2 separate regions of the Mus musculus genome follow, and region 2 is linked to region 1. A link is a loop called in an ENCODE intact Hi-C map of the cell type or tissue named here. Cell type or tissue: heart. All regions are shown on one strand. Links, peaks and the distances in the headings refer to the core of each region. The heading gives the core; the rest is flanking DNA.

Region 1 (14,172 bases), core at 1-2,500:
CAAGTCACCTGTGACGCTGGCCAAGTCAGATGCCAAAAGAATTCACTCATCTTTCTTAGAGGTCTTGCAGAAAAAAAGCTGGGGGAGCGGGGCACTGAAGTTTTCCTCTGAACTAAAACTTTCAAGGCTGCATTTACTAAAACCTGTTTCCACAAAGAGATAGATAGGGTGACATGGCTGCTATCACCAACATCAGATCGAAATTCAAGTTAAAAAAAAAAAAAACTGGCAGAAAGAAAAAGAAAGGCAAGCCTTTTCAAGCGCTATGCTTCACTTCAGTAAAAAGCCTCAAAACAATTCAAAGAAATAGGCTAAGAACAAGGTTCCCCGGCTCTTGACCTTCAAAACAAGCTTCCCCAAAGGTCTCATCCGAGAAGCAAAGTTTGGAGCAGCGGCCCGGGCTGCCGCACTGCCTGCGGGGCAGCATCGCGACCGTCGCGGGGACCCAGAGGGACGGAGCCTCAGAGCCTCGAAGCCCGAAGCTCCACCGGCTCCGCTGACCCGGCCCCCCCGCCCTGTACACTTCCGGGCCCCAGCACGCCCACCCGCTTACCGGCATCATTTTGGACCCGAACCGCATGGAAGCGGGGGTCTGGCGGCGGCCTGGCCGAGCAGAAGTGACCCGAGGGTCGCGGGCCCGGGGAAGCCAAGCGAGAACGAGGCCGCGCGCCCGGCGGCCGACCTGTTGCGAGGCAGCGGCGCTGGAGTCCCCTCAGCGGACCGGGACGCCACCGAGTCCGGGGCCCAATCCCCTCGCCCGTCTCCGGGACGCGGCTTTGTCTCGGCGCTCGCGACTCCCACCTCCTCCTCCTCCTTCTCGCCGAAACCAACTAATCCCGGCCGGGCCCCCACCGAGGCGCGCTGGCCCCGCCCCCCACGAAGCCCCGCCCGCGGCGCGCCCCAAGGCTTGAGGTAAGGGGGAGCGGAGCGCCAACCGGGCGGCGAAGGCGCATGCGCAGATGCTGGGGGCGGTGCCAGAGGGGGCGGGAACCTTTGCTCCGAGGGAGGAAGATGCAGGCGGCGGAGCTGCTCCTGAACGCGCCTCCAGGCGGAGCCAAGGCACGGGAGGGCGGCGCCGCAGGAGAACAATAATCGTAAAACGCGGGGATGGAGCCCAGGGCTGTGTCCCTCACCTCCTTGGCGGTTCCGAGTTGCTCAAGAGAGTTGAGCCCTTTGCCTTAGGAACCATGAACCAGCCACAAGGCGCCGGACGCCGAGGGGCCTGGGCGGCGCCGCCTCACACACCTGACTCAGGGCGCCCTGAGGGATCCGAGCGCCCCACAAGATGGAGACCTGCGAGTCCGCCGGGCCGGAGCACGTTCCTGACAGAAGGCGCTCTCGGATTTGTCCTCATCCCTCAGGCGATGTCCAAGACCCCCCTCTGAATGGCCTGTTACTTCTATAATGTAAGAAGGGAAAAGCCCTTCAGTGTTGAGAAGTGGGGGGGTTCCCTGTGTTTTGAACAGCACGCTCAAAGGATTTGAAAATGGGTAAAAACAGCTTTCTGGGGCGCTCTTCAGCTCATCACGACCTGTAAACACTTTTAACACAAGGACCATTTTTTGGAGCCGTCGAAGCTCACGCTGGGAAATTGGCAGTAGTTCGCTTTGATAGGGAGGCAGATAGTCGAGTCCATTATCCAGAGAGACATAGGCTTCAGGAACACTAACTCCACGAAGCTCATTTCACGTCAAGTAACCCGTGCAAGCTCATTTGGAATCAGAGGACAGAAGAGTCCCCAAAACGAAATGAAATGAAGCACCAGAATGTATACAGCTTCAAGAATGGAGCCAGCTGAATGTGGTAGCGTGCACTAGTAATCTCAGCGCTTGGGAGGCTGAGCCAGGAGAATTGCAGTGAGTTCCAGGCCAGCCTGAGCTGAAAGAGTAAGACCTTACCTCAAATGACACTTTTATAAAAATTAAATATAAATTGACCTGTGTGTGGCACAGATCTATATCCCCAGGTACTCAGAATGCTGAGGCAGGAAAATCCCAAATTTAAGGGTTCCCAGGGCAGCTTTAGCAGAATAGGTCTCAAAATGTAAACGGGGGGGGGGGGGTCCCTGGAGTCAGACATAGTTTAGTGATAGAGTGTTTAACATGAATAAACTCCTGGTTTTAATACAAAGCACAACAGAAAGAATGAGCACTTATTGTTTGTCGTCCCAGCACTAGAAGGCTGAGGCAGGACGTATCAAGAGTCTGAGGCCAGCCTGGGCTACATGCTCTGTCTCCAAATAAATAAACAACAAATAAAAGAATAATTATTTTTTTATTTTAACATATCCCTTACCCAAAAAAAAGAATCATCCAACTCCCAGTTAACATCATCCCAGCTACTCTATCATCCCAGCTACTCTATCTAAACATGAAATTAAAACTGATACAACTAGAATTACCCTGGGTTAAGTAAAGGAAGTCCACACCTTGACTTACTCAGTAAAATGTATCAAAATACTGTAGGTCTTCTAAGTACTGTGGATCCATCAATGAACAAAACAAAGCTGAATGGACAATAAAACCAGTCTACATACAGTCACCCAGAAGAAAAAAAGAAAAGAACAAGAAAAAAAAAAAAAAAAAAAAACTCTTTTTGTGTTGTTGTTTGGTTTTTGGTTGGTTGGTTGATTGGTTTAGTTTTTCTAGGTAATGTCACTCAGTGTAGCCTTAGCTGTCCTGGAACTCATAGACCAGGCTGTCCTCAAACTTACAGAGATCCACCTGCTTCTGCCTTCTAAGAGCTAGGATTAAAGGTGTGCACCATCACTGCCCAGCTCAGTAAAAGAATTCCTATTGTTCATTAATGCTCCAGTTCTCAGTGGATCAAGGAATGGGACACTTACCCCATTACTACCAGAAAACTGACTGCATACAACAGTACATTATGTTTAATATGAGCACTGCAACACTGGGTTGGTTAAATAATAACAACAACAATAATAATTTTGTCTGTGTAAGTGCACACAGACATATATGCAGGCAAAACACGAATTCACATGAAATAAGCATAAATAAATCATTAGAAGTTAAATAAAAATGATTTCGGTGGAAATAGAAGCAAGGAGCGAAGAATGTGACTAATAAACTCCAGTTGTTTGTTTTTACTGCTGTTTGCACAAATGCCCTGCCCACGGGAAGGGAGAGAAAGGGGATGGTTGCTGGCAGTTTCTCCTGAAACTCATTCCAGCCAACTGAGAATTTCCAGATGCCAAATAGCAGCTATGTTTATAGTTGAGGGATTTTTTTTTTTAAATCATAGTAGCATTAAACCAAAGAAACCTTGTCTGTGCCTTCATTCACTCCCTTCAATTCTGTGTAAACCACACATAGCTGTTAGGTGAGTTAGTTGGTCAGATGAGCTAGCTGCCTTCCCAGCTTCTCGCTTTTTCTGTGTTCCCACCGTCACATTCTTACTCCTCCAAGAGCCTCAACTTGGTTCTCCCCACCCCTTAATTCTGTATTTGAGTCCAAGAAAGATAAATGAAATTACCACAAGCTGGTTGGGGAGGAGCTGCCTTCGCTCTTGACCTCACCCCACCCTTAGGCACAGTGCATTACCTATCTGTTTGGCTTGTGTCTTCCCCATGCTACTCTGGCCCATTTCCCACAGACGTTCCAAACCTTGACTCCTCTCCTCCCCTCAGAAGATGCATTTCCATGTTACTTTGTCAGTAAGATATTGATGACAGATCTTGAACCTTTTCATTTCCTTCTCCCCTCGGCCCCTCAGTTGTCTTACTCTTCCTACTTCTCTCATTGATTTGACTATTTACAATCATTTCTTCGTATCCATGGAGGACTGGATTCCCCCTAGATTCTAACATTTTCAAATGCTCCATCCCTGGCATAATGAGTATGGCGGCACATGCTTATAATCACAACACTGGGAGTGTGGTGCCCAAGGATCAAGAGTTTGAGGCCAGCCTGGGCAAAACCCAATCAGTCAATCAAATTGCATACAACCTATACATATCCTCCAGTTTACCTTAAATTAGCTATGTATTAGTCATTCCATTTGATACAATGCTAATTCCTTACAATACTTACTATCCTATAAAGATAATAGGACAAGGAAAAAGACCACTCTATACAAGTTCAGGTCTGACACAAGTTTTCCCTGAAAATATTCAAGTTGAGGTTTGGTTGACTTTGTATATGCAGGGCCTGTAGAAATGGAGAGCAAACTGCATTCTTATGTGCCCATATTTTGCCAGGCACTATTCTAGATTTTAAAGGCAATGGAGGCCCTTCTTGAAGCTGATATTCTGAGTAGAGATGCTGGACAATAAGCAAATGAATGCTGTAATCCTAAATGCTGTAGGGAAGAGAAAGCAATCAAGTAAACTGAGTTGCATAGTGTGTTTTAGACAGAGTGACCAGAGGAGGCCTGGGAGAAATAAATGGATGGAGAGTCAGACTCTGGGTAGTGGGAACAGCCAGGCAAAGGGGCCCAGACTGTCTTGTGTTTGGCATCCTAAAGGAGTGAAAGGGGCAAGGAGCTGTACCAGATGGAGACTGGTACGAGCCAGAAGATGGGGTGAGGGCCTGGAGCATCCAGGACAATTTAATGCTCCAGTTGTCCTTCCTAGACACTCCATCTATACAGCCTTTTAATGTATGTTTAAGGTTATGGGTACAGTATATATATCAAAATATGTATACAGTGTCTTAATGATCAAATGAGAGTAACTAGAATATCTTCTCCTCAGACATTACTTTGTGCTGGAAACATTGAAAATACCTCAGTAATGAAATACACAACTAATTGTTGCCAACCATAGCTATTTTTACAGATTCCTTGACCTATCAACTTATGCAATCTTTTCCTGCATTCTCCTTAATTAGCAGTATTAAAAGGCAAGGAGACCAGGTTGAAGTTCATATTCCCTGCTTTAAGTATAGCACTTAAAAGGGTGGGAAGGCTTCTTTGCATCTTTGAAGTTCCTACCTAAATGTGACTCTTGAAAGTGCCATTTGATGTTTCTCAAGAGGAACTGACCTCTCCGTTGCATGGTGCCACCTAGCCCTGGCCACATGACACAGACAAAAGCTTACATCCAACTAGATTCGATGGAAAGAAATACACTTTAGGCAGCTTCAGCCTTAACATTGCACCTAGAGCATGGTGGGAACTTTTATAAATGCAACATTGTTGGTACTTATCACATCTCCATCTGCCTCCCTCCTGTGCGTCTGCCTCCTAGGTCTATGGACTCTTTTGATGCTTGCCTTTGGCAGGTCTTCCTGCATTTCTACTTCCCATCAACCTCTAGCCTAGTGGTTCTCAACCTTCCTGGTGCTGTGACCCTTTAATACAGTTGCTCATGTCGTGGTGACCCCCAACCTCAAAATTATTTTTGTTGTTATTACATAACTATAATTTTGCTACTGTATGAATTGTGATGTGAATATTTTTGAAGCTAGAGGCTTGTCAGAGGGGTCTCCATCCACAAGCTGAAAACCACTTCTCTAAGCAGTTGCAAACTACAGGCCATATCTGCTCTCCACCTGTGTTTATATTGCTTCTGAGTTGTTCGTTTAGCAGTACTGATGATGGAACATAGGAAAGGACCACTGAGCTGTATCTCCAGGCTTCTTTTCACTTTTTACATTTTATTTTGATACAGATCTGGATAAATTGCCCAGTGGTCTTGAATTTGCCATTCTCCTGCCTCTACTTCTACCTCCCAAGGAGTTGGGATGATGTGCCCGTGCCTGTGTCACCCCTTGTGCCCCCCGCCAGTCCCCTTTGTTTTGGTTTGTTTGGTTTGATTCTGCATTTTTAAATCATGAAAGAGGGAAGCCAAAGATTTGTGCCACATTAAAAGGACATGAAAACTTCAGTCTACAAATAATATTGTATTGGAACACAGCCACACATTTATTACTACACCGTCTGGGGCCACTTTCAGAGAGGGACAGCAGAGCCCAGCAGTTGTGACAGAACCTCTACGGTCTGCAAAGCTTTGAGTGTTGACTTTCTAGCATGGAGAAGTGGCTTATAGCCTCAGCTCTTCTGGTGACTGGGACAGAAGAATGACTTGAACCCAAGATGTACTGTGTGTGAGTGTGTGAGTGTGTGTGTGTGTGTGTGTGTGTGTGTGTGTGTGCTAAGCAGAATGATTTCTTTTTCAACACCCTTGTAATCATGTTCCTCTCAGACTTAAGACCCTTCCATGCCTGTGGATAGGGCATGGGTGGGGAGGAGCTAAAGGATGAAGGGTTGGAGCCATGTGTATGGTACATGGAGGTCTATACACGTTTCTGTCTCCTTGTGTGCTCTCTAAATTCTAGATGACAGGAAAGAAAGAAACACCTTCTGTCACATTCTGTGGTTGTAAGGTTAAATGATGTTCCTTAACATGGCCTGCTCTGAGTCCTTGCATGCCCCCCCCCCATCTGCCCTCCAAGGATAAGAGAAAAGTACATTATGTGTGCCTCATCATATTCATGACAATGTCCTCAGAATTGGTAACCCAGAGGGGTAGACGTGATGCTTGAAGCCGTGTCTGTAACGTTAGCTCTGTTTTACCTGACTAAATGAATGGTAACTGGCGTTGGATTGACAGCTTGTGGAGCGAGGAGCTTATCTTCCATTGTCAGTTTTCTCTCCATGACCTCGTCCTCCCCGTCTAATCTTCTTCTCGTCCACTGAATGGAGTGGCCAGGAATCTCTCACTGAGGGAACAAGCCTGTTCTGTGTCCGCCCCCCTTGGTGCTCCTCACAGCGCTGTGCTGTGCGGCTGTTGCTCCTCCCCTCTCCTCTGTACACACTTTCCTGCTGGCTTTCTAAGGATGTTCTCTTCTTTCTGCCTCTGTGCCCTTTGCGACCGTTTGTTCTTCGCTGGACTTCGCACGTTGAAGGTAACTGCTTTCAGCCCTTCCATTTCCTCATTCCAAGGACCACCATCTTCCTATGCCATTAAACCTTCTCCACACAGGCACCAATTTTTGTATTCCCAACCCCAGACTGCTTCTCTGAGCTCTAGAACTGGGCTGTTAAAAATATAAGTTACTAGCTGCAAAGAGCTTTAATTTTCCTGTACTGAGGGTGGACCCCAAATCCTCCTTCTTTCTGCCTGTGAAAGTCATTTTCTGCCTGTGAGCTCCACCCAACCCCCTACACAGAGCTATTGACATCTTAAAATGTGACTAGTAGAACAGAGAGACTAAATGCTTTAAAGATTTGCTTGCTCTGTGTGTGTGTGTGTGTGTGTGTGTGTATGCGAGAGAGCATACAGAGTCCAGTGGTATCGGAACCCTCTGGAGACACTGTTATGAGCCACCCAACGTGGATGATTGATGCTGGGAATTGAACCCAAGCATCCTGGAAAAGCATCCCTCCAGTCCTCTAATGCTTTGATTTTAATTAAAGTTAAATGGTCAGATGTATGTAATATATAAAGCACCAGACAGTTAGTGGAGAGTGTTTCTGTTATCACAGGGCTAGCTCTCTGTATTTTATCAAGTCCAGCTGCCTAATTGACCACTTCCTCTTGCAAGCTTAACATGTCTAAAATCAAACCCATGGTCTTTCTCTCCCATCCTGATCCTTTCCTATGTCCTGTCACGGTAAATGGCACCAAGTTTATTTCCTCAAACCACATACCTGGGAGTCATGCTTGAGTTTATTTATCTTTTAGTCTATTCTGTCTCCTAAATAGCTCAAATTCCCCTTCATCTACCACCACGGCACACTGTTTAAACTACTATCACCTCCCATAGATCTGATCATCAGATAGCCCTTTATTCCTCCAAGTCCCTGCATGTCTATCTGTGCCTGCCCTCTAGCCTAGTTGCATACCACAGTCCTCTCCCTCACTGAGACTCGGCCCCATCATCTTCTCTTAGTCTCCCTTACCCACCACACTTCCTCCAGCACACACTGCACCACAAGTGTACAGGCCTCATCCTCACACTCTGGATTGCGATTGAGGATTCAGAAACTCCGTCTTGGTCACAAGCTCGCTCCAGTTCATTTCCGACTCTCCCCCAAGACTACCAGCCATAGGATCAGGGTTGTTTACTCATCTGTATGTAGCATGAAATCTTCAGTACTTAAACCAGGGCTGATGGTCCAGTAGTATGAAGGACGAACAAACAAAATAACGACAAATCAGTGAGTTATCTGTCTGCACCTTGTGAGGTTCAAATCGGTGTTCTGTACATTTCCCAACGTCATGGTCATAGGTATACTTACTGTACCCCAAATGGCAACCTCGTAAGTGTTTGTAAGAACTTCGAGTAGAATAAGGTCTGCGGGACCTCAACCCCTTCCTGAAACAGCCCTAAAATGCTTCCCGTTCTGATGATAGTCAGCAGTCATCTAACTATGATACAGCATTTGAAAAGGAAGGAAGGCTACATCATGAGGTTAAGTTGCAGCTTCACCCTTGACAAGTGAAAGCTTTCTAGTCTAAAAGACTCAAGCACTGCTTGTGCTAAAGCCACCAAAGGCTCACTGGGCACCAGCAGAGTTAGCTTTCCCTGGTGCCAAGGAATTTCATTCCACTGTGAGGTATAGACATGAGGTTTTTTTCTCCCCCATCTCTATCAAAATACACATCAAATAAGAATGAACATTGTCATAGTCGTCTTGAAACCACTTTTAAAGTTTATGTGTCAGGGCAAGGGCCATTCATCTTTCTTTTTTTTTTTCAACAATGCTGCCACAGGTGAGATCTGTAGAATGGCTTGTGTGTTGAAGACTTCCCAGCCTGTAGTACTGTTGAAGGTGGTAGAGTCTTCAGGAAGTGGAGTGTAGGAGAAAGAACTTATATTATTGAGGAATGGTGTGCATAGGATATTAAGACCCCAAATGTCTTCTGCTCCACATCCTGGTTATCAGGTGGTGAACAGCTTCCTTCACAATAGACTTCAGCCATGATGTGCTACCTTAACATAGGCCCAAAAGCAATTGGGCCCATCAACCATGGACTAAGACCTACAAAATTGCAAGCCAAAACAAACCTTTCCTCCTATGTAAAGTTGTATTTATATGTGTATGTATGTGTATATGTATGTATGTATGTATGTATGTGTATGTATGTGTGTCTACATGAGTTTATGTACACCATATGAATACAGGTGCCACAAAAGGCCAAAAGAGGTCACCTCAGATTCGGTGGAACTGGAGTTACGGACAGTTGTGAGCTGCCTGATATGGGTACTGGGAATGGAGCCCAGATCCACTGTAAAAGAACCAAGAGCTCTTAACCACCAAGCTGTCTCTCCAGCCCTGACTGTCCTCTTTCACAGTGGATTACCCAAGGTCTATTATCACAGTGACTGGAGCCCCATAGAGTACTTTGCCTGCGTTCTTATGTTAGGTCCATGCAGAAGCTTGGAGTTGCACTTGGGATGCCTCAGACCTGGAATCTTAATTCCACTCCACTGGTTTTCTCCAGTCACAATCTGTCCTTCAGCGCCTCTCTCCTGAGCGCCACCAGGCCTGTCAGTGGGAACACAGTAAGGGAGATTCAAAGCATGTGCAGTCTAGGAGAGGAAGATCTACCTGCAAGTGATGAATGAAATCAAATGTGTAAGCTCTCTGGTCAAAGTCGCCTAATTCCCTGATCTTCCCACTATGAGCAGTGGGGAAAAACTTCATAGAGCAAAGAATCACAAGCTGAGAGTTAAAAAAGAGTAATTATTAGGCTTGCATTTAAAAAAAAAGAATAAGAAATTTTATTTTGACTAAATTTATTTTGACTAAATGTAAACAAGCATGCTGGTGTGCACCTGGAATGCTAGCTTCTTTGGAGACCGAGTTGATAGCCTGCACCACAAGTGAGGCCCCTATCTCAAGATAATTATAAACAGATAAAACCAAACTCACTGAGTTCCTCCTATGTACATAGCAATATAATGTGTACAAAGTTCCTAGAGGAATTTATGTACTTGAGAGGCAAGAAAAGTGGGCAGAGATAGCTGTACCTAGGTCTGCCCTTCATAGCACACTTAGTGCATACCACACATACGCTGAGTCCACATAACATTTGTTCATAAGTGTTAACCTTCGCCAACCCTAAAAGGAAAGACTGTGGTCTGTATTTTACAAATGAACTAAAGCTCAGAGATGCTGACCTGCTGATTTATTCCACAAATACTTCTAAAGCATTTACCTTGTTTGGGCTGGGTACCTACAATTCAAAGCTCTAGACATGAGACATAGTGGTGGAAAAGACAGCTAAGGGTCTGTTCTGCTCATGAAAACTACGTATTCTACTTGGAATGGCCAGATAATCAGTAAAGAGGAGCAATGCTGAAAGAAAAGTGAAGTAAGATACCATCAAGGAGACTGGAGTTGGGTGGGTCCCATGTAAGAGATGCCATTTAAACTGATACCTGAAGGACAAGGAGTACCCCCAGAAGGCCTAGAAAGGAAGGTAGCAGGCTGGGGGGTGGGGGGACAGCAAGAGCAAAGATGCTGAGAGAGTTGGTACTGGCATATTCAATGAGCAAAGGCAAACCCAGAGTGTGCAGAGCAGGGAGCTCTCCCCTGTATCACAGCACCAATAAACAATAGAGCTGAGACTCAGATCTGCATCTGCTCAGGATGGAAGCCCAGACTCCACACCATCCAACACTGCCTAAATGGACAGAAGAAAGCTGTACACACTGATGTCATGGAGTGTGTGTTTACGTTAGCAGGAGAACCCCCAAAGACCTCCGGAAATACAAATTTAAATGGAAGAAACTCTTGTGAGCAGAAAGGCTTCCTCAAAGAACATATGCAGACAGTAAGGAATGCTATTGCACTAACAGTTTATAAAATGCAGCTTCATCTGACTCTGATGCTTAAACTCAACCCAACCCATTTGCATTTCTTATCTTAGACTGGAATCCCTTGCAAGGATGCAGGAATGTAGCTGAGATGCTTCAACTTAGAAGTTCAGATAAGCTGCCTTCCAAAAATTCTTGGACTTCTCCCAGGTGTGAGAAGAGCCATTCAGCCTGAGTAGGCCTTGCTTTTTACGGTTCCCAGGGAGGCATGGTCCACAGGCAGGAGCTGCCTGGGCCAGTTTTACAGGAGACACGTTACATCTGCTAGCCCGATTGTGATTGGGTGGTAGATATGTGAGAGGCTGGGAAGTTGAGACAGGAGTTACTGTTGAGATAGTAATCATATGGTTAGTGGCCAATGACCAAGTCCTGGGCAGGGCAGGCTCAAGCTGCCAGACAAGATGTCATAAACAAGAAAGGCAGAAACTAGAGGGAAATGTGACACCAAGAGAGGCATGATGTCCTGCCACCTAGCCGAATCAAATGAGTCCATTTTAACTCAGGTCAGCCCGAATATAAACCGGACAGCTGGTCTCCAAGAGGTGAGACTTTTCTCTTAAAGAGCCAGAATCTTCACTTCATCTAAAAGCAAAATTTATACTTAGTTAGGAAAAGGAGTCAGTCCAGTTTTATCCTGCTACTTGTTTTCATACTGGACGATGCTTTTCCAGAGAATAACGCCATAGTCTGAACCTGAGATGTCTCCCAAAGTGTCTACGTATTAAGGGCTTGGGCTCCAGAGGGATTCTTTCCAGAGGCGATGGAATGTTTCAGAGTGGAGCCAACTGAAAGTTAGGTCACTGGCAGTGTGCCCTGTGGAGGGGATTGTGGATGCCTGCCTTTGTCTCTCTTTTTACTTCCTGGAGACCATAAAACGGGCAGCTCTCTCCACCACACATTCTTGTCAAAATATCCCGCCTCACCACATGCCCAAAGCAGCCATGGGTCAACAATCTGAGGAGAGAGACCAATAGAGCTGAGCTGAACTAAGCCTTCGTCTCTCTGCATTGGTTGTCTCAGTTTGCGTGGTTTGCCTGTGTGATATGTGGACGATGGGCAGACTGGGGTACCCATGTTCCCTGAGATCTGCAGGGGCAGCTTCTAAAACCAACAAGGGATTATAAACTATTTTCCTTCTTGACAGGATCAGGAAAAGCTCTTGACCTTTGATTTTTAAGGCCCATGCCAAACCCTGAAAAGGTACAACTCAGGATCCTGTTAAATCCGAGTAATTCCTAATTTAAAGATAAACGAGTTTGAACTTAAATAAGGACCTTGTCCAAGAGCATATATTACTGAGAAGTACTGATAGCCTGGTTACCCTGACACATATACATGAGGTCTTTGTTTTAATAATCTTTATTGAGGTCTGACTTACATACATATAATGCATATATTTTAGGGTATAACTTTTTAGTTTAAGCAAATTATAAGCCCTTGAAAATACAGCAGGGCAAAGCTACACGACACTTGCATTATCCTTGTGTGGCTTCACATTGATTATCCCTCCCCTGGATGTGAGAGATCTGCTTTCTGACACCAGGCGGTGTGTGTCTATCCTAGAATATCACGTAAACACTACCGTCCAACGTTTACTCCTTTCCGTGTGACTTCCGCTCAACACCTGTAGCTGTTGTCTTCTTGGTGTTATTTGACGATCCGTGCACAGAATCCCCGAGTACAAAATTAAGCATCCCTTCCCTGGCGAGAGCTTTCGATTTTCAGGTTCACTCTTCGACATGATTTTTAAAGCACTAACGAGATGACATCTTACTTGTGCAAAGCAAAGTTCTGTTAACATCTCCCACTGTCTTCTTTAAAATCCATGGTTCCTGCTCCATACTATTCACGTTCCTCTCCATTTATTTTGGTATAACCAACAACACCATATACATTTAAGATGGACAACACGATGTGTTGGCCTACATACAGACAGTAGAACTAGCACTATGATCTACTTATTTAGTGCGTTCATCCCCATGCATAGCTTCTGTTTGTGTGTGTTTGGTAATGATGTTAAAGATCTACTCCTTGAACAAACCGTATAACCTGCACAACGCATTTGAGACTCGTTCATTTTATTAAATACACCAGTCATCTGTTCCTTGTTGCTGCCGAGTCACGCTCCATTGTTCGCATGCTTCCAGTGTTTCTGCCCATTCACCTGTTCATAGACACATGGAGCACGTCCTGGCTATTATGAACGACCCTTCTATGAATGCATATATGCAAGTCATTTCATAAAAGTACGTTTCATTCCTCTTGGGCCAATATCAGGAAGTGGAGCTGCTGAGCCACTTGCTTGTCTGAGCCACATGGTCTGTTTCCAAAAACCCTAATGCTTTTTAAAAAAGATTCCTCTTGGACTGCAGAGATGGCTTGGCCATTAAAGGCTAGGCTCACCACCAAAAATATAAAAGATTATTTTTATTTTATGTGCACCAGTTTCTGCATGCATGTCTGTGTACCACATGCATCCCTGGTGCCTTGCAGAATCGGAAGGGGGCGTCAGATCCCCTGGAACTGGAGGTACATACTACTGTAAGCCAACACTTGGGTGCTGGAAACCAAACGTGGGTTCTCTGCAAGAAGAGCATGTGGTCTCGGTCGCTGAGCCAGCTCTTCACTTTACACTCACCAGCAATGGATGAAAGTTACTCCATGTACTCAAAAACAGTTGTTATCTTCTGTTTGTTTGATTGATTGGTTGATTGATTGATTCAGGGTCTTGTTATATATTCCTATCTTGTAGAGAACTTGTCATTTAGACCAGGTTAGTCTCAAGCTCACAGAGACCAGGTGGTACGTTCTGACGGCTTGTGAGAAGCATCTTTGTGCTCTCTGACCATCGCTGTGTTCCCTTTCCTGAAGCCCAACTGTGAGTTATGTGCCTTATTACTGAGCTGTCAGCATTTTTAAATATAGTGCGGGGAGATGTCGTGCGATACACATGTGTACTGCGAATTTTTTGTTTGTTTGTTTTAGGCCTCTTGTCTTTCCATTTTCTTTATACAAATTAAAAATCTGAAATCTGAAATGCTCCAGAATTTAAAACTTTTTGGGACTGACTTACCAGAAGTAGAAAATTCCACACCGGACCTCTTGAAACAGGTCACAGTCAAACCATGAGTGAACTAAAAATATAAAAATAACCTTCCAGGTTATGAGTATGGGATACACATGAATCATAATTTCATATGTAGACTTGGAGTTCTATATCCAAGATCTCTCGTTATTCATATTTAAACATTCTCAGATTTAAAAAAAATAATCTGCAGGTCAAAACATTATTGAGACTTGTGCTGTAAGATACGAGGCCTTTAACTCACAGATGGGCTTCATGAAAGGAACCAGTGACCAGTGAGTACAAAGATATTTATTAAAA
Region 2 (13,055 bases), core at 10,556-13,055, 53 kb before region 1:
GACACCGCGTCTACTGGCCGCACGGCATTTTCCTATGACACAGCTCCCTTCACAAGACGCCTCTTCACAATACTTGAATAATGATCAAGGACCCAGATCTGTCTCTCACCTCCTAACAAACTGTTTAGTGAGATCTGGGGGCCGTAGCCCTCTTAGTCAGCTGACAGCGGGGCTCTATCACACCCTTCCTGCTGTTCCCTTTTGAGGAAACTTAAGGGTGTGAATGAAAAGCAGAAGGCAGATCCTCTGTGAAACCTCTGTGCTTGTGTTGGGAAGACCAGCAGAGCCAGCCCGTAGGCCAACTGGATGCCATTGTACCCAGTGAGTGCATACTCCAGGAGCTTTCCTTAACCGAGGGCAGGAAGATGGGAGTGGCAAGCTTGGCCTGAAGGAGTTCTACATCCTCTGGACGAAGATTCAGAAATACCAAGTATGGCCCTGGGCACCCTGGGGCGGGTAGATCAGTGTTGGGGGGACATTCTGGCATATGTGTTAAGATGTAACTGTTGTGGAGGGTAGGGGCACATTTCCAGGGGAATTGAACTCTATCAAGTCCTTGTATGCAAGGACTTAGCAAGTGACATAGCCTTGTCCTTTCCTATGCCTGATAAGTGACCAGAAATGAGGTCACTGTCAAGAGTTTCCAGAGAAGGCTGAGGGGAAGCCCTTCAAGCCCACTCAGCACACACCTCACAGGCGTCTTGACACTGTTTTGCTTGGGTCACGGTTCTAATGAGCATTTTGCGTGTTCCAGAAAATCTACCGGGAAATCGATGTGGACAGGTCTGGAACCATGAATTCCTACGAGATGCGGAAAGCACTGGAAGAAGCAGGTAACACTTTAGACTCTCCCCTCCTCGCCTGTGTTTTCTGCTGAGCACCTCTATACTGTATACCAAAACCTTGCTTCTGGATCTGGAGATGTAGCTCAGAGGTAGAGCTCTTACCTACCATGCACAAGGCCCTGGGTTCTATCCCCGGGAGCAGCCTGGTAGAACAAGCAGGTGAAGCCAGCTTTCAAGTATGTGTGTCTTTTTTGGCGTGTTTGTTTTTGTGTGTATGTGCGCATGTGTGTATGCATGTGCATCCCTCATGTGTATCCCTCTTCATACTCCTCACACTCTTCTCTGCTGCTGCTGCTGCTGCTGCTGCTGCTGCTGCTGTGTGTGTGTGTGTGTGTGTGTGTGTGTGTGTGTGTGTGTGTACTCCTCACACTTTTCCCTGCAAAGCTGATTTGGTAGAATCTGACTGTGTCAGCCTTCAGGAAAGCCCCAGAAGAACAGATATCAGTAACTAGGAAGTAAACCTAGCAAAGACCAACACAGGAGACTTCTGCACTTTGAGAACAAATCTGACTCTAAACAACAGTGGTTTAAACAGCATGCATCTTTCCCTTAAGCAGCCAAGGCTGGGATGGGGCTGCCTCCTCTTAGCACTCCAGGCTCCTTCTGTCTACTGCTTAGGGATCTGGGACAATAGGTCAACACTATCACATGCTGTCAGTAAGTCCATACACAAAGGGTTCCTTGCTTTTGAAGGCATACCCATGACTTCTGTTTACACACACCATTGGCCAGAACTTGCTCACAGTGTCTCATACAGCAAAGAAAGCTGGGAAATACTGACAACATGCCCAGCCAGCCATGGGCCTGTTGAAGTTCCTTTTTAGTTCACAAGGAAGATTTAAGATTAATTAGTTTGCCACAATCAGTCCTCTGTTAGAGCTAAATCTTCCTAAAACTAATCTCCAAGCTGATTTAGAACTAACTTAGAAAAAAATGGGATCATAGTTATCAATACAGATTAGCAAGACCATTGCTGCTGACTGGCTCCCAACACACACTGGGCAGCTCACAACCACAACTCCAGCTCTCAGGGATCCAGCACCCTCTTCTAGCATCTGCAGATACTGCATACAGGTGGTGCACATGTAGAAAAGTGTGCTGGTTCAGTGGGCAAGAGCAACCACTGTGGATCCCAAGGATCCTGGTTCAAATCTCAGGAAGTGCTTCATGGCTTACAGTTGTCTGAACTGGCTGGCAAGATGGCTCAGCGGGTAAGAGCACTGACTGCTCTTCCAAAGGTCCTGAGTTCAAATCCCAGAAACCACATGGTGGCTCACCACCAATAATGAGATCTGACACCCTCTTCTGATGTGTCTGAAGTCAGCTACAGCGTACTTATGTATAATAAATAAATCTTTGGGCCAGAGCAAGCAGGGACTGAGCGAGTGGGGCTGACCAGAGTGAGCAGGGTTGATAGGAGCAAGCAGAGGTTGTAAAAACTCAATTCCCAACAACCACATGAAGGCTCACAACCATCTGTACAGCTACAGTGTACTCACATATATAAAATAAATAAATAAATCTCTAAAGAAAAGCAGGTACACACATATAAATGTTAAAAATATAAAAATAAAGTGATGGAGAGAGAGGGAGAGGAGAGAGAGAGAGAGAGAGATTGGTTCCACAGCATGTGTGGAGAGCTAGATTGTAGGTGACACTGACAGAGCTAAGCAGTGGACCTGACACTCACAGATGGTCCCTTGTCCCCTCCAGGTTTCAAGCTGCCCTGTCAACTTCATCAAGTCATCGTTGCCCGGTTTGCAGACGACGAGCTAATCATCGACTTTGACAATTTTGTGCGGTGTTTGGTCCGTCTGGAAACGCTATTCAGTATGTGGCTAAGGCCTTCTCAACCTGTGGGTCCCAATGTCTTTGGGATGTAATGACCCTTTCACAAGTCTCGCCTAAGACTGTAGGAAAACACAGGTTTTTACATTACAATTCATAACAGTAGCGAACTTCCGAGTGCGAAGTAGCAATGAAAATAATTTTATGGCCAAGGTCACCATACCCTGAGGAGCTGTATGAAAGGGTGGGAGAGTTAGAATGCTTGAGAACCACTGGCCTATTTCATCCTTCTCGGGGGGATGGGGGTGCTGTGCAGTCACTGGATGTGTCTGTGAATTGAGAATAAATGTCCCTGTCGTTAAACTGGGGAAGCAGAGAAGAGTAGTAGCTCATGGCATCCAACAAAAATCAGCTGCCGCATCAGGCGCTGCTGCAGCCTGCAGCTCTGCTCCCTCACTCTCACACCCTGACCTCTCTCCACAGAGATATTCAAGCAGCTAGACCCTGAGAACACTGGAACGATACAGCTCAACCTTGCTTCGGTAAGTCGACAGCTCACACCAACCCCGACTCCTGGGAAGGCTGCTGCAAGATGGGTCAGAACAGGCTACTTTGGGGGCTACCTCAGCAGGCTGTTCCTGGGGTAACTGACCTGAACAGTTTGTTCCTAGGGTGACCTGAACAGGCTACTCCCAGGATGACGTTCTTTTGAAATTTTGCTTCTGGATTTTTTTTTTTTTTCTGGTCTGTTGGGGATAGGCCTGTAAATGGTTGGGAAGTCCCATGATGCACTTCGAGTTGCTATTTCTGAACGACTTGCTTATTCTCCAACCTAGGAAAACACACCTGGTCCTCTTGTCCCATGAGCTTTGACTGGATCATAAGCACTGGGTTAGACTAAGGTAGCTGGGTATACCAGATGGCTGAGGAGAGAACTGGTCAGCATCTGAAAGAATGTGCTTGTAGAATGAAACCCTTAGGGTAGAATCCAGGCCAACTTCTAGGAAGACCTGCCTGCCATTCATAGAACATATCTACCTAAAGCATTTTCTAGGACAAATACTTCTCTCCACTCTCTCCTCTTTAAAAGGAAGCTAACAACAATCACACATATTTGCCATGATAGGCTTACGTGCCTAGATCTCAAGAACACATCTCTTGAGATCAATGTGGTAGGCAACTTTCACCGAAACCAAAGCGTAGGACATCCCCTTGTAGTCCTGCTAACAGAAGGCTCACACTAACAGAACAACTGAGTAGTAGAGAGCCTGCTGAGCACTTATAAGGCCCAGGTTCAAGTCCCAGCACTGCAGAAAATATTAAAATCAGCAAAGAATCCAAGACCACATGAGTGCAGTTGGTCCCAGAGCTTGGTGGGGCATAGTCCACAGAAGGATGCTGTACTTGGTGGGAACACTACTTCTCCGGGTCACACAGGACAGCAGAATGGCAAGACACAGATAACCTTTTATTTTTTCCCTTGAAGTTTGAACTCTGATGCTCAAACAGCTGTACACTGCCCTGCCATGTGTTTAAAGTACAGGTATCCAAGTGGAAACCTTTTAACCAGTTACAAATGACCAGCTGCTTAAAGCTATATGTTTTATCACCTAGAACTCACCCTTAGCCTAAGCCTGCCATTTAAAGGGAATCAATACAACTGGAGCATGAAACACGCCATGTTCTAGAAACTAGCCTATTTCTCATTTCTGCAGGACAGCCAACTCTGCCCCCACCCCCACCCCCACCCCACTCTCTGCTCACACATACTGGCTTGTCTATGCTGACCGACCCCTTCCCATCTCCTAAGGAATGTGTACCCTCCATTTCACTTACCTTCCACAGGTTCCCAAAGATCCCTTAGGAGACATTGCCAAGGAGGAGCCATGTCTACAAAGTCGCCCCTTAGTTATACTGTGACTTCCATGATTTCAACCTCAGTTGTGGGTTACATCGCCCAGCTGTCCTGTCCAAAGTCCTGATGAGTTGGTGTATTCCACATCAATTTAGAGTCTGATAGAGTTCCTATAGAACTGAAAGTAGAACCAAGGCTGAAAGCAGAGGGTTTGGATGTCCATATCACAAACCCTTTTTTTTTTTTTGAGACAGGTTCTTACTATGTAGCCCTGGCTATCCCAGAATTCTCTATGTAAACCAGGCTAGCCTCAAATTCACAGTAATCTGCCTGCCTCTGCCTCCCTATAACTCAAGGTATGCGTCACCACCCCCACCTCCAAACCTCTGATGTGGTGTATTGAGGCAGAAGTGTGTGAAACTGGTTCACATGTTATTTGAATGTCACCCTTCATGTATTCAATACTACAACAACCACCAGTTCAAATCACACAAATTATCAAACTTCTAAGACGAGACTCCAGAAGGTAGGTTCAGCCATCTCCAGAATAACTCAAAGCCACCTATAAGGTCTTTCATTTTAACAACGCTCCCTGAATGAGTGTTTTGTTTCTTCTTCTTTTTTTCACAGTGGCTGAGTTTTTCAGTACTCTGAAGTTACATGCCTGGAGAGGTCTAGTGGAAGAAAACAGCCAATGACTACACTTAGACACTTTGTATCTGGACCTTGAACTTACGGGAACATTGACTTCATCGGATGATTATAACTGAAGAATATAACCGTCTGGGATAGATGAACTTTTCACATATCAGAGTAACATATTTGCATATTATTAAACCAAATGCAAATGAATTGCATAACCCTTGGTAAGGTCAGAGGAAGCGTTACACCTGTAAATAGTATATCCTTTTTACTTCTACACATTGTCCTGGCCATAGCAATATTAAATCAGGAAGGAATGCAGAGAGCTTTAAATAACTGGGCAAATAGTAAACCAATCTCAGAGGCTACAAGGCCTTGATGGGAATATTTGAAGAAATTTTAACTTTTAAATGCAGTGGTGGCACCTGCCACAGCAGCCCAGAGACTGCCGCTTGCCCTGAGCGAACTGAGAAATACAATGACGAAGTAGTCTGATGGAGGCATCTAAAGAACCCAGTCTGATGGAGGCATCTAAAGAATCCAGGAGCCAGGAGTGTCTGACACAAGGCCAACCTGGGCTGCCTAGCAAGACCCGATCTCAGAAAATAAATGCCAATTTAAAAAAAGGGCATGCTTGCTTCCATCATTTGGTTCTAACAGAAGATGGTTTTTATATACCTTTAGCATTCTTAAACTCAAGTCCTTGACCATATTTGGCCTTAGACACTTAGGTCTGACAAGTAGTAAGTAATGAGATCACTCTGACCAACTGAGCCAGGTGTGCCGTCTGCAAGAAGATCGTGATAAACCCCAGGGACTGTGCCTACAGCTGGGGAGGACAGGGCTCAGAAGATCTTCTTAAAACAACCAAGCTGGCTTCTTCATCCTGGGAAAATGCTAGCAACCATACAGACATATTGCCTTATCTACTTCCAAACGTACTGTTAATAAAGAGTTACAACACAGTCGCACCATGCCTTGTTTTTCTTCATAGAGCATGGCCCCCATGGGAGGGCTGAGGAGCACACAGGTAACAGCTGGGTTCTACTTACGTGAGGTCTGCTGCTCTGAAGGTTCAGACACTGAGAAGGCATCTTGCCTATAATTAAACTATGGAACTGTACAACATTTTTAAAACTCTAGTTCAGAAGTTCTGGTCACTCTGGCAGAAAGGACAATCCTAATTCCACCTGCTTGGTCTGGTTTAGGACGGTTTTGGGGAAACCCCCTATATCATTGCTGGCTCCAGAGCTTAGGCCTGCTCCCATGGGGATGGGGGGCCATTGTGGGAGCTGAGAAACCCACATAGTAAATCACTAGTCTAGGGCTAGACCTGTCGCTGGTGATCCTTGAAGAATCACAAAATGGGAAGGGAAGAAAGAAGGCAGCATGATGGGAAAGTGCTACCCACTATTTCATGGACAGTTTTGTGGGCAGATCCTCACCTCCTAGGGGTAGAGGATATATAACAGGATTGCATATAGTCCAGACAGATCTGGACCTATGTAACTAACATTGGCCTTGAACTCCTGATCCTCCTGCCTCCACCTCCACAGTTGGGGAATTATAGCACCATTTCAAGTAGTAGATGGGTTTCTCCAACACAGCTAAAGGTGGGCTGGGAAGGTTAAGAAGTTGGGAGAGTGTGTATGGAACTAACTCGGGTCACTGGATTGAGCTTTCTCTGTTCAACACTGAGGGGTTTCAGAATAGGGGGGAATGGGTTGTCTTGGGAGTATGGGTGACCAGAGTAGTGTTGGTGAAGGACTGAAGATGGGATTGGATGGAGGAAGGTGATAGAATGTTTGAAGTCTGAGGTTAGGAGACCTAGCAGGGAGAGGGTGGTTATTCCAATAAGGGCAGCAGTTCTAGACCTGGGTGGGAGTGAGGGCAGGGGTCCTGCTGTAAGAAGCTGAGAGGAGGGTGGTCTTGGGTGAGGTGTGAGCTGGCCCCTCCCAAGTGGCAGAGGCTACTCTTGACATCACTAGCTGGCAGCATGTAGCCAGCCCATCTGTCGCTCTCCCTGATGCCAACTTTGCTTTGTTGCAATGAGGACAGGGTTCAGTTCCCTGCATCTCATGGCAGCTCACAACCTGCTGTGACTCCAGTTCCAGTAGATCCGATGCCCTCTTCTGACCTCCATGGGCACTGCATGCATGTGGTGCACAAGCATATAAGCAGGCAAAACAACAATACACACCAAATAAAAATAAGTAAGCCTAAAACCAAAAACCGGTCGGTGCTCATTTTACAGGGAGGAGATAGACTCCCATCCTTTTTGATCCCATGGGAACTGTTCTGGCCTGCATCTCACCACCACTCCTGTAAACCTCTGCCCTGAATTGCTAGCCCACACCTGCCTTAGCTCTTCTGTGGACCGGACACACTCATCTCTTCAGTTTTTCTTCTCATAGCTTCTCCTCAACAGCATCACAATCACACTCCTGCCCCATCCTGACCCGTCCTTCCCCGGCACCAGGGATTCTAAACTGTCCTAGCTAGATTCACTTCTTTGTTCCCCAAATCGCTTCTCCACCTGGTACCGTCTAGCTAATTAACAGCCTATCAGTCTTCTCATGTGGCTACGGTCCAAGTTATCTGTCATGGGTGCTCCTAGGTACACCTCCAGCCTCCAGGCCCCCACCGCCCACCCCTGCCAGGCTCTGCTGCCTTTCATTCCACTCAGTTCTTCCTCTGACCTGAGTCCACATTCCCCTAGTTTCCTCCTGTCCCTTGCTTTTGTCAACTGTGACTCCAGTCACATGACACCACCTCCAGCCAAGACTTCACCTAAAGTTTACACTCTCCTCCTTAGCATGGCCCACTGCACAAGGCTTCCTTCTCCCTTTTGTAAAAACAAAAAGCACCTATAAATCCTGCTGTTAGACTGGCTAGCACACACACACAGAACTAAAGAACAGTTAAACTGTTGGATAAATTATGAGTTTGATATAGCCATTGAATCCTAACACACAATAGCAAGCAAGCAACAGAATACAGAATTGTTTCCAGCAGGCTCTCAGCTATGCAAAAAAAAAAAAAATCTAAAAACGAGACTACAAAACATACCCAACAGTGTCTCTCCAGTGTCCACTGCCTACTCTACACAAGACTTCCTGCTTTGTATGTAAAATTTGGAGTGAAATTACAAATGAAATAAATTATATGTACTCAAGTAGTATTAAAAGGAGAGAAAGTATTAGACTGAGTTCTGTTGTAACAACCACTTGTGGCTTATTTTCATCATGATTTGAAGACAGATTGACAACCCACAATTCTGAGGTCTTAGAAAACACTGAGTACCAGAGATTATTTCTGTTGAGTCGATTGTTATGTAAAATCTGGCCAGAATCGATGCCTTCATTGTGTAATTCCTGTTAAAGTCTCATAGGCATTGTTTAAGATGGTTTGCATATATGAGGTCTATGTGATTAGTTTGAACATCTGTGAATCCCAAATACATCTCTAGTGTGGGTGGACAAGGAGTTGTAGAATTGTACTGCAGAGGATTAATGTTGCTATACACAACTTAGGGGTGTGAATAAAAAGCTGCTACTTAGGAACCTTAAAAAAAGAAAAAGAAAAAAAAAAAAAAGAATTAGTCCTAGACAGAAGCTGCATCTAAGGCTGGTTAGAATGCTTCAGGTCCAGGGCTTAATCACTGAATTTTGGGCTAATTTTCGGCCCTTGAAAGCCACCTCTGTGTCAGACTAGCATCTGGTAATAGATAAAAACTGTCTTAGAGTCTATCAACCTAGAGTCTAAGAATGTCATCACATAGCATCTGAGACCTACAGGAGACTCCCCATCTTGCATAACTGCCTCTCTGATGTACCCACCAATGTCTTAGGTTGCCTTGATTTGTGACTTCCTTTGCTCTACTATAACCTTTGTGGAACTGCTTCCTTGTGGGAACACAGGAACCTGGAGTAACCTGGCTCCATATATCCTGGCCCTTGGTCATTCAAATTGACTGAAGACAAACGGTTTCTTATTTCCTTGAAAGCTGTGTTACTTTGAGTCAGTAACCTTGGTCTACACTTTCAAATATTAGCCCCAAGAAGCTTTGGTACTTTAATAATAAAACAGGTAAAAACCTACAAAGAGAATAAAAAGGAATGGTAAGGGTAAGGGATTTGCAACCAGCCAACAGCCGGCTTGGCTTCCTTCCCTACTTCCCACATCTCCTGCTTCTATAGACTTGCGATACTCCTCGGCAGTCTCCACAGTCTCACTGCCAGTGTTAAGAGAACAAGTCTCCCAGAGGTCAACTGTCTCGGCAAGGTCGGACAAGTAATGACTGCAACAGTCTAGTTCTAGAACTCACGTCGTATTTGTCTCCTACTGCAACAGCTCATACAAATCCAATGGCTTAAAAACATATCCATGCCAGGCAGTGGTGGCGCACGCCTTTAATCCCAGCACTTGGGAGGCAGAGGCAGGTGGATTTCTAAGTTCGAGGCCAGCCTGGTCTACAAAGTGAGTTCCAGGACAGCCAGGGCTATACAGAGAAACCCTGTCTCGAAAAAAACAAAACAAAAAACATCCATTATCTCACAGTATACAGCTGGGGTCCAACAAAATTTTCATTAGGGCACACCACACACATGAGGAGTCATCTCCGGACAGATCAGCTCACCTGGTAGGGTGTACTCAGGTCCACATGGCTACAAGCCTGAGGCCCTGTCTCCTGACAGTCCAGAGTTTTTCTTCATTTTCACACTTTCTGGCTCATGACCCCTTTCATCTTCAAAAACACCCCACATCTGGCTGACCACCCTTTCGGTGTCAGGCGCCTGCCTCTCCTGCTTTTCAAGGGCTCATGTGATTACTCTGGGCCCACCTGGATAATCTAAGCTGATTGGTAAAATCCCCAGTTCTGTGTCAGACTCACTAACTGGGGAAGGCACCTGGGTCTAGAATTCTTCCTGCTGTGCAGGCTCCATATTTAATCCATGTTGTCATTCTTTCTTCATTATCTGGAAGGCTATATTCTGTCTTTCATCCACTTTCCTTGTTAGAATTCAGTTACTCTTAAAAACATCTAGAAACAGGACAGCCAGGGCTATACAGAGAAACCCTGTCTCGAAAAACCAAAAAAAAAAAAAAAAAAAAAAAAAAAAGTCTAGAAAAAGTAACCAGTGGGTTTGCACCTACACCTTCTATTATGGTTTCACTAAGCAAAATGGGTTCTGATACAACTCATTACTTGGTTGGTAATAAAAATAAGTAAGTAAACAAGTAAATTTTTATAACTTTATGAATAATGTGTAAAGAGTGAGGACATTAAAGGACATTAAAATAGCCCAGCAGAAGTTGTAGGTCCAAGTAAGCTTTCTTTCACTATGGTCTCTATGACCTTTTTAAAAATTACTAAGTTAGGTGCTGGAGAGATGGCTCAGTGGTTAAGAGCACCAACTGCTCTATAGAAGACCAGAGTTCAGATCCCTTCACAGACATCAGGTAGTTCACCAACCATTTTAACCCCAGCTCCAAGGTATCCCACATTCACTTCCAGCCTCCATGAGGAAACAGGTACATAGCACACACACCCTCACCCCAGTCTCTTAAAAGCACAGTACTCTAGCCATTCAGCCTTGTAAACTGCAGAGATGCATATCTGTAATTAAGAACCACTTCTCAATCACACGACTGTCAGGAAGTTTTCCCACAGTGCCCGACTGTTGGATCAAGCAGTTCACTATTTCTCAGCTGTGCAGTAGGTAGCCCAATGGCTTATGCCCCATAACCAAAGCTGTGTATAACATTAAAAGGAAAACCAGGAAATAGCTTGGAGTCATAAAGTTTAATTTTATTACAATCATTTTTAAAACCAGCTATGATCTTGACAAATACAGGTAAATCTATAACAAATCTCTAATTTCCAAGATACAAAAAGACAATAAATATAGATTCAAATTCAATCTAAAAACAAGATTCTAAATCTACTTTAGATTAGGTAGTGTAGTTTAATTTCAGTATTTCAAATATACGCATAATTCTTAAATGCTACAATAACTCATACAATAGTTACTGCTCACTGACAAGCAGCTAACAGTTCTTCACTGATAACACACAAGTGTACAGCACCCGCCGGGGATCCCAAAGCCTGCTGGTGCTCAGGGGCAGTTGGAGATGGTGCCAGATGGCACAGGTCCTTTCTGGCAGGTCAGCGGAATGGGAACAGTGCCAAAATCACCCTACACAGGACAAGAAACTGATTTTCCCACAGTCCAGCAAATGGTCCCATTTCTTGACAAAGCCAGATGGCTGCCTCCTATGCTGCGCCGCCATGAGCATTCTGCCAGCCAGGGTGGTGCGGGCTCAGCAGCAATGCCTCTGCTCACGCCGAGTCCTTCGGTCCTTCATTTTCTTCCACGGCACATTCTTCATTGCTTCTGAGCTATACTGTCATTAAAGTAAGCCTTCTGATTTTTTTTTCCTGGATAATCATAGTATTTCTTCTAGCTCATTAATTCTTCATTAACTCAAGTTTCAGGCCAAGCTCCTTTGTCTTGGTTTAATTCTTGGGTATAGCTGCAAGAGAATTTTAAAAAAAGATTTACATGTGGCATATGTATGGAAGTTTTACAATATTTCAATAAGTACAGGAAGAGGGGCAAGGAAGCTGACACAGGAAACCAACTCGGGAAGGCACTGAGCTGTGGAAGCAGGAAGTGAATCTGCACTGATCACATCGAGGGCCCAGCAGCTGGAACAGCACCACAGAGCCGTGACACAGACTCCAGGCACGAACTCAACTTGCAGTTTGCTCAACCACACTGCAGCCCAGGGAAGCCAAACGCTGAAGACTACTTGTAAATTGCTGTGTGCTCCAGAATCTGGAAACCCATCATGACGGGCAAAAGTCGTTGTTTGTTTTTTTTTTTTAAGGCAGGGTCTTTCAAGGTAGCCCAGGTTAGCCTTACAATCCTCTTGCCTCACACTCCTAAGTACTGGAACCACATATGTAAGCCACACTTTTTCAACCTTATTTACAGGACATGGCACTGTGGGTGGAACCTGAGCCTATCAGGACAAATGCCTGAATCAGTGGACTTCGGAAGACATGAAATGCTTTGGGATTCTGCTGGCCTGTGCTTTCCCTAACAAGAGCGAGGGGAGGCTATGTGAGGGCTGCAGGGCTCTGTCTGGAGGCCCAGAGCAAGTCAAACTAGAATTTCACCATCAAGCTAAACAAACCCTCCCCTTCGTCTCCTAGGGACAAGAAAACAAAAGAGGTGGTGTGTTTATTTAAGAGTCAGTTTCAGCTGAGAAAAGACATTTGTCAAAGCCCTTTGCAGATTCCAGGCTGAGCCTGTCTAAATATTCCACATTGTGAAATTTCCTTTATTTTTTAATACTCAGAAGATACTAAAACATGACACATACAGCACACGTTTATAGAAGAGAGCACCAGGGAACTAGGAGTTCTAAGTTTAGGACTAAAATTACAACCTTTATCCCTGTCTGTTAATTTCAAAACCTTCTGAGAGCGCAACCCTGTCTCTGACTGACTGCTTCCCCCTCAGAATAATCCTCCATCTCATTAACCATTCTCTTCACTAGAAAATTCAACTTAATAGCAGTCTGTTGTACACCATAGGAATTAATAGTTAAAACCATACATACTAATTGAAAACTCGCTAACAGATTTTATTTCCATCACAGAATTAAAGGTCCGCTTTGTCAGGTTACACAGGTTACTAGCTTGACTGAGCCATTTTATAAATCAGCCATTATTGTAAACTCGGGTTAGGGTGGCAAGGAAGGAGCAGGCGGGATGTTCAGCAGCTGACGCTGCCTGCCAGGCGTCTTCAGTGGATCGCAATCTCAACTCCCAAAAATGTCTTCTGACTTCACACAATTACTGTGGCACATGAAAACTCTCCCCCCGCCCCCTCTGTTTTAAAAATGATTAAAAA

What was found. Hi-C counts contacts between places; a loop is a spot of excess contacts. Peaks named below come from ENCODE experiments on the same cell type or tissue, not always from the same donor. Only the 100,000 strongest peaks of a DNase experiment are listed, where the experiment ranks them.
Region 2: it touches region 1 in a loop (1.9-fold over the local background); 3 of 42 quality-filtered maps call a loop at or near these places.

What each region holds. Positions count from the first base shown.
Region 1 is chr1:182,395,832-182,410,003 of GRCm38, reverse strand. It overlaps Trp53bp2 (transformation related protein 53 binding protein 2), which reads right to left and starts at 837. Exons shown (of 18, transcript NM_173378.2): 1 at 554-837. The coding sequence starts at 580. In heart, for the core only: a CTCF peak has its summit at 1,058; a DNase peak (open chromatin) is centred at 923; H3K4me3 peaks cover 2,114 bases; H3K27ac peaks cover 1,989 bases.
Region 2 is chr1:182,460,299-182,473,353 of GRCm38, reverse strand. Trp53bp2 (transformation related protein 53 binding protein 2) reads right to left here. Exons shown (of 18, transcript NM_173378.2): 18 at 10,918-11,667. The coding sequence ends at 11,626. Capn2 (calpain 2) reads left to right here. Exons shown (of 21, transcript NM_009794.4): 17 at 362-430; 18 at 755-833; 19 at 2,559-2,675; 20 at 3,117-3,175; 21 at 5,119-6,101. The coding sequence ends at 5,142. Among named protein-coding and RNA genes, the nearest start is that of Capn2, 51 kb to the left of the region's middle. In heart, for the core only: no CTCF peak of the experiment used is centred there; DNase peaks (open chromatin) are centred at 11,303 and 11,863; H3K27ac peaks cover 1,159 bases.